Regions from separate parts of the Homo sapiens genome. Here region 1 is linked to region 2. Evidence: chromatin loops called from intact Hi-C (ENCODE). Cell type or tissue: breast epithelium. All regions are shown on one strand. Each heading gives the region's core, and the rest is flanking DNA. Links, peaks and the distances in the headings are about the cores only. Region 1 overlaps LOC124901490 (a long non-coding RNA gene). Region 2 overlaps PKHD1 (PKHD1 ciliary IPT domain containing fibrocystin/polyductin).

The links. Peaks named below come from ENCODE experiments on the same cell type or tissue, not always from the same donor. Only the 100,000 strongest peaks of a DNase experiment are listed, where the experiment ranks them.
Region 1: a loop joins it to region 2, with 10 times the contacts of the local background. A loop is called at or near these places in 59 of 110 quality-filtered maps.

What each region holds. Positions count from the first base shown.
Region 1 is chr6:50,814,681-50,817,493 of GRCh38, reverse strand. It overlaps LOC124901490 (a long non-coding RNA gene), which reads left to right. Exons shown (of 2, transcript XR_007059923.1): 2 at 1-249. Among named protein-coding and RNA genes, the nearest start is that of TFAP2B, 2.8 kb to the left of the region's middle. In breast epithelium, for the core only: CTCF peaks have their summits at 1,218 (motif pointing left) and 1,855 (motif pointing left); a DNase peak (open chromatin) is centred at 1,213; H3K4me3 peaks cover 1,458 bases; H3K27ac peaks cover 1,242 bases.
Region 2 is chr6:51,958,780-51,961,592 of GRCh38, reverse strand. It overlaps PKHD1 (PKHD1 ciliary IPT domain containing fibrocystin/polyductin), which reads left to right. Exons shown (of 67, transcript NM_138694.4): 36 at 1,567-1,723. Among named protein-coding and RNA genes, the nearest start is that of PKHD1, 130 kb to the left of the region's middle. In breast epithelium, for the core only: a CTCF peak has its summit at 1,635 (motif pointing right); a DNase peak (open chromatin) is centred at 1,642.

The DNA of each region.
Region 1 (2,813 bases), core at 236-2,735, 1.1 Mb after region 2:
ATTGTCTTTAAATCCAGGACTGCTGTGTGCAGCTCTGCGCGAACAGGGATGGACGCTGTTTGAGTACAGGGCTCCGGACAACCTTGTTGGACGTCGATTCAATCAAAACCAAGGAGAAGCTTCATGAACTGCAGAATAAACAATTCTGCAGATTTTTAATTTAATTTTTAAAGATAAGTCAAAGGAAAAGAACACAAAGAAGGTGCTTCAGAAGGAACTTCAGAAATAAACCCCTTATTTCCGGTTGAATTTTTTATGTTTCGTCTTTCCTTTTCTCCTCTTCCTCCTTTTTGTTTTCCTTTTTTCTTTCCTTCATTTCCCTTTTCGTTCCTTCCTTTCTCTCTCCATTCCTTTCTTCCCCTTTAAATGTTAACCTTAAATCATACACAATCTATACAGATTTTTCACTAGGAGCATCAGCAAAGATTTTCTTCTTTGCTTCCAGAGCTAGTTAGGAGATGAGAAGGGATTTTTCTTAATCTTATTGTGTGGTGGGACTTGAAACGGGTTCCACACCCCCTGACTTCTAGAACTAAAATCAGTGCCAGATCAATAATCTGAAAGATAAATATTATAGACTTGGAAGTTCAGATTCTCCAGGCACAAGACATTTAATTAATGGAAATAATTGTTTTCTCCCTTTCAAATCAATAATTCTGTCATTGTTATTACCTAAAGATCATTACAACCCAAATAAAATGCATTTGGAAAAATCTCACTTTTTTTCTCTAAATGCTTTTAACACCTTTTAATATCTTTTTGGTATATTATTGCCTAGTCTAAAATAAATAAACTCTGAGATTTAACAAAACAAAACCTGCAAGAGATAATTTTACACATAAATTAAAATAATATAAGGTATTGTGTTAGTATAACTATTTTATAGCCTTATATATGAATAATTTCAAACTTTTTATGTGTAATTTTATTTTATGCTAGTATTAGGTATTTTTTAAAGTGGAAATATCTTGAGATATTTGGTTAAAATTTAAGTTCTTTAGGAAACCTGAAAAATAACAAATCTGGTTTTATTAAGAATGAAGCATAAACCTAAAAATATACACATATATATAGAGAAATACCTTCAAAATACATAACCATAATTAAAATCCTAGTTATTTTTTTTAACGTGGGCGTTATTCGAAAAGTCCTAGACATTGCAAGGTAAACCGTTCCCACGGACCGTTCCCTGTCATTGAACGGGCAACAGCGCCCTCTGTCGGAATTTTATAGACGCAAACCCTGCAAGTCTCCTTGATTTCTTTTTCGGCAAAGGTTTCTTTCCGTTCTTGAAAACCTGGTATTGAGAGGAACATTTTTAAAGTTCACTTCTTATGATATTTACTAATTTTAGAAACGATCGTTCCAGCATCTAAAAAGTTCAAACGCCCGAAGAAACGCACAATAAAAGCTCAGCCGCTACGGAGAAAATTTTTCCTAACTTGAACCTACCTCTCTTGCTTTTACTTTCTATTACCTTTCGCGTTATCACTCAATCACATGACGTAGGGAAACTATTCCCGCAAGAACTCAGTAAATGGAAACACAAAGGCAAAACAAACTCTGGATTTGAAGGAAATTAAACGAGTAAAATATGCATTTTCCTCGTTATTTTATCTTGCCTTATGTCCATATTTCTTTTTCAGGTTACGCACATGCTCTCCTAGGTGGAACCGCACTTGAGACATCCCAGATAGTTAACACTCGTACTTTCCTCTTTCATTTGCATTTATTTCAGTTTAAAACAGCAAAGAAAAGAATTATTCATACCCTCTTTTTTTTTCAGCCTCATATAGAGGGAATATTATTCAGTAAATGTCGGAGTCTATAATTAAAAGCAAATGCACCCAGCATGAAGCCCTCTGCTGGTGATTTTCGAAGTATGTTCAGGACTGTTTTTTAAAAAATGTACAGAAAAATATCATTATTAAATCAAGGTCAACTAGGAGCACTTTCATGTCTTCTTTCATCTTTCTTCTAAAAATCTAATTATGAATTATCTAAATTTATTTGACTTCCTTCCTTCCACTAGCCCTCACCTTTGCACCTGTGGGTTAACACTCCATGAACTATCTTCCTTTGCAGATGCCCACTGTACCACCTTTTCTTTTTCCATTACACAGTCTCCCTGGGTTTCCCCTTTCCATCTACCCAACGCACAAAAATAATAAAATTAGAAAAGTCAAGAATTAGAATTATTGTGCCAAGTTTGCACCCTGGCCTTTCTCATTCTAGGCGGTGGGGCAGGCTATTTAATAGCCTGAGGTTCAGTGCACTGAACTACAAAATGGAAATGATTGTGAAAATTTATTAAAATAGTATCTGTGGGTAAATATATGTGGTACTATTGCTTCATAAACAATTTAACTTATCATCATTGTCTCAAAACACTTAGCGGGGGGTCAGGAAAGTGGAGGCTTCTAAAAACCAGGGATTTGCAATAAACTCCTGGTTAGAAAGTGGAGGTGGGAAACCCAATATAGGTCTTCAGACTGTGTACTCAACGCTTTGCCCACAGTCTCATGATGCTGTCTTACTTCTTTCCTTCTGAAGTTAAGAAGACAGTATTTTTGGATCATTGAGTATGTCCAGGGTTATTTTTTATAGTCCTGGATTTATAAGTAGGCAAAGGAAAGAAGAGAGGAAGGAAAAACTGTCTTACTTCAGCATCCTCAGATATTGCCCCACCTCTTACCCATCAGAAGCATTATTGTCTGCTGAGTTGAATAATAAGACACGACATCCATATAACAGATCTTGATAAGTTAAAAAATGATAAAACATGACAGCTCCATTTTTTACTGTTGCAGTCT
Region 2 (2,813 bases), core at 86-2,585:
AAGAAGTACTGTTTATTATTTTACCAACCTAAAGCTAGTCCTATAGTGAAATCATCTAGAGTTAAAATTCTCTCCTACTTTTGTAGCCTACAGATACTGCAGTTCACAACGATGCTCCTGGATCACCTATTCTTTTTTCTGTGATACTGGAACTGGTTATCACTATGCCTTATTTCCTTCCATCTCTTAAATTGTGATGAGTCATAGACTTTTACTTCTTTGCAGATGTAGAAAACGAATAAATTGCAAAGCCTTCTCAGTGATTGTGTTGGGTCTGCAACTTAGCACTGTTGACCTTGGGGTTTGTATCTTTTTCTGGAAAACGTAACGGCTCTTCTGGCAACACAATTTTCCATTTTCTATCTCAGAAATACTATAGAGCACTATTCTCTGTGTAGGTGTAGTTGTCGGTATTACAAACATGCCTTCCCTTCTAATGATCTTCTCCCATCTGCCTCTAACACATCATGAGAGGACCTTCTAGGTGGTTTATTTTTATAGGAACTTGGGCTTCACATTTGTTGGAATCTGAATGGGAAGAAGACTGGAGAGAGTGGCTTATACATGTCATATCTATTACCTTGAAGGAATCACCTTCTCTATTGTGATTTTATTATGTTTATCGTAATTATACTTCTACAACTTCACAAGGCATTTAGACATGTTACCAGCCTCTTGCATGAGCTCAATATTGCTTTCTGTGATTTTTATGTCCCTGTTTTAAAAAACGTATGACATCAGAGTGACCACAAATTAACAGGAAAGCCAAAAGTTCTGAGAGAGGGACTGAAGGCTGGGGTGGAGAGGGAGTGCTTCCTTTTCTGGCTTCTTCTGTCAGTACAGCTCCCTACCCCTCACTCAAATGTTCCAGACTATTTACTTGTCATCTGAAGTCAGTCGGCATTCTGCCTATGCCTGCATGGGCTTTGTTCAGCCCTGATGCACCAGGCACAGGGGGAAAGGCAACAATAATATCAAAAAAGGCCGAGTGGGAGGATAGATCTGAGCACTTAGGAAGAGGAATGTTCCTATAAAACAGGGACTCTTGGCAGTAGAGCCAGTGAAAAATGATACCAATTACATAAAGCAAAATGCCACCCATCAAGCAGAACATTTTAATTCTCCCTATTCCAGGCTATTTATGACTTTTTGTCCAAGATTCAATACATATCTGTAAAAATAAATGGAATCAAACTCATCTGTTAGGTAGAATGGGGCCTGTGCTAGAGGGGAAAAAAAAGGCAAGAAAACATTACCAGCATGTTATTGGAGAATTCCAGGGGCTGGGCACAGAAGAACTTCAAATATAATTTTGCCTCTCATGTTTTTTCCTGTTTAGGTTAGTTGTATGAAAAAGAGAGAGGTAACCAATTTTATGGAGACATTTAAAATATTTAAATTAATTTTACTTTCTTTGAGAAGTTTCTATTTTGATTCAATACTTATACTATCCCGCCCAAAAACAATGAATGAACCAACAAACCAACAAACCAGCGAACCAACCAACGAAGCAACAGACCAGCCAACCAACCAACCAACCCACCAACCCAGCTCTCTGTTTTCCAGGGCAACTTTTCTTTACAGTTCTGCCGGAGATGGTCCAGGACTCACAGCTGGTTTCCTGAAAGGCTGCCACAAGATGGCGACAACGTCACAGTGGAGAATGGCCAATTGCTTCTGCTGGACACTAACACAAGCATCCTCAACTTACTGCACATTAAAGGTGTGTGAAGTTTGTAGGTTGGTAATATTATTCTATATGATTATATCACTTGTAGGGGGGATGGAGGAGGGAAACTTTCTGGATAAGTTCCAGAACTTAGTTGACAATTTATCCTCAGACCAAACTGAAATTTTACTATGTAAAGGAAGAAGTGGTCAGAGGGTTCAAAGTGAAAGGCCTTTCTTTGGACTCATTATAAGCACAGAGCTTGATTAGTTTAATTTTTCAAAAACAAGAAGGTTAACAGTGTTCTCAAAGAATATGCTTCTTTATTCAAGCACTTTTTAGTCATGCTTATCCAGGACAGCCCCCACAATATAGCAAAATGCCCTGAAATTGGTTAACGTTGCTGCCTTTGAAATACCCTGCCAAGAAAGCCATGTCTTCCTGCTTTTACCCTGTTGTGGTTTTGACTTCTTGGTCCCATGGAAAGTCATATAAATAGGCTTTCTTATTGCAAAACCGGCTATATAGCTCTAGGGTTTATGAAGTTGGAAGAGGCTGAGATTTCGAATTTCAACCCTACTACCACATCTTCAAATGGCTAAGTCAGTTATTTCACCTCTTTGTGCATTTCTTTCCTTATCTGCTAAATGAGAATAAAAATCATGGCCTACTTTAGTGGCTGGAAATAAGGAATAGTTATCAAAATGCCTCTGTTCATTGGCAAATGAAAATTACATGGGAGATATGATTAGTTATGGATCTCTATGAAACTCTGCACTAAAACACTGTTCTTTACTATAAATATATTTAACACACAAACATTCATCCTTATTAAGATAAGAATATAGCTACATGAGGGGAAAAATAAAATATTTTAAAGAGGATAAACTAATGGAATTTTAATACCTGTCTCTTTTAGACCGAATCAGGATTTAGGCATTTTGTCATTCTCTATTCTGGAAGCTGTTTTTTTTCTCTTCTATAGCAAGGAGAAGTTTTCAGTCAAATCAGTTAATTAGTGCCCTTTAGGGGATAAAATGGTCTGTCAGCTTGGGCTCTTGCCCTGTCTTTGTGTGTGTGTGTTTGTGTGTGTGTGTGTGTGTGTGTGTAGCTAGTGGCTATGGGAATGCCACTATAGACAGTC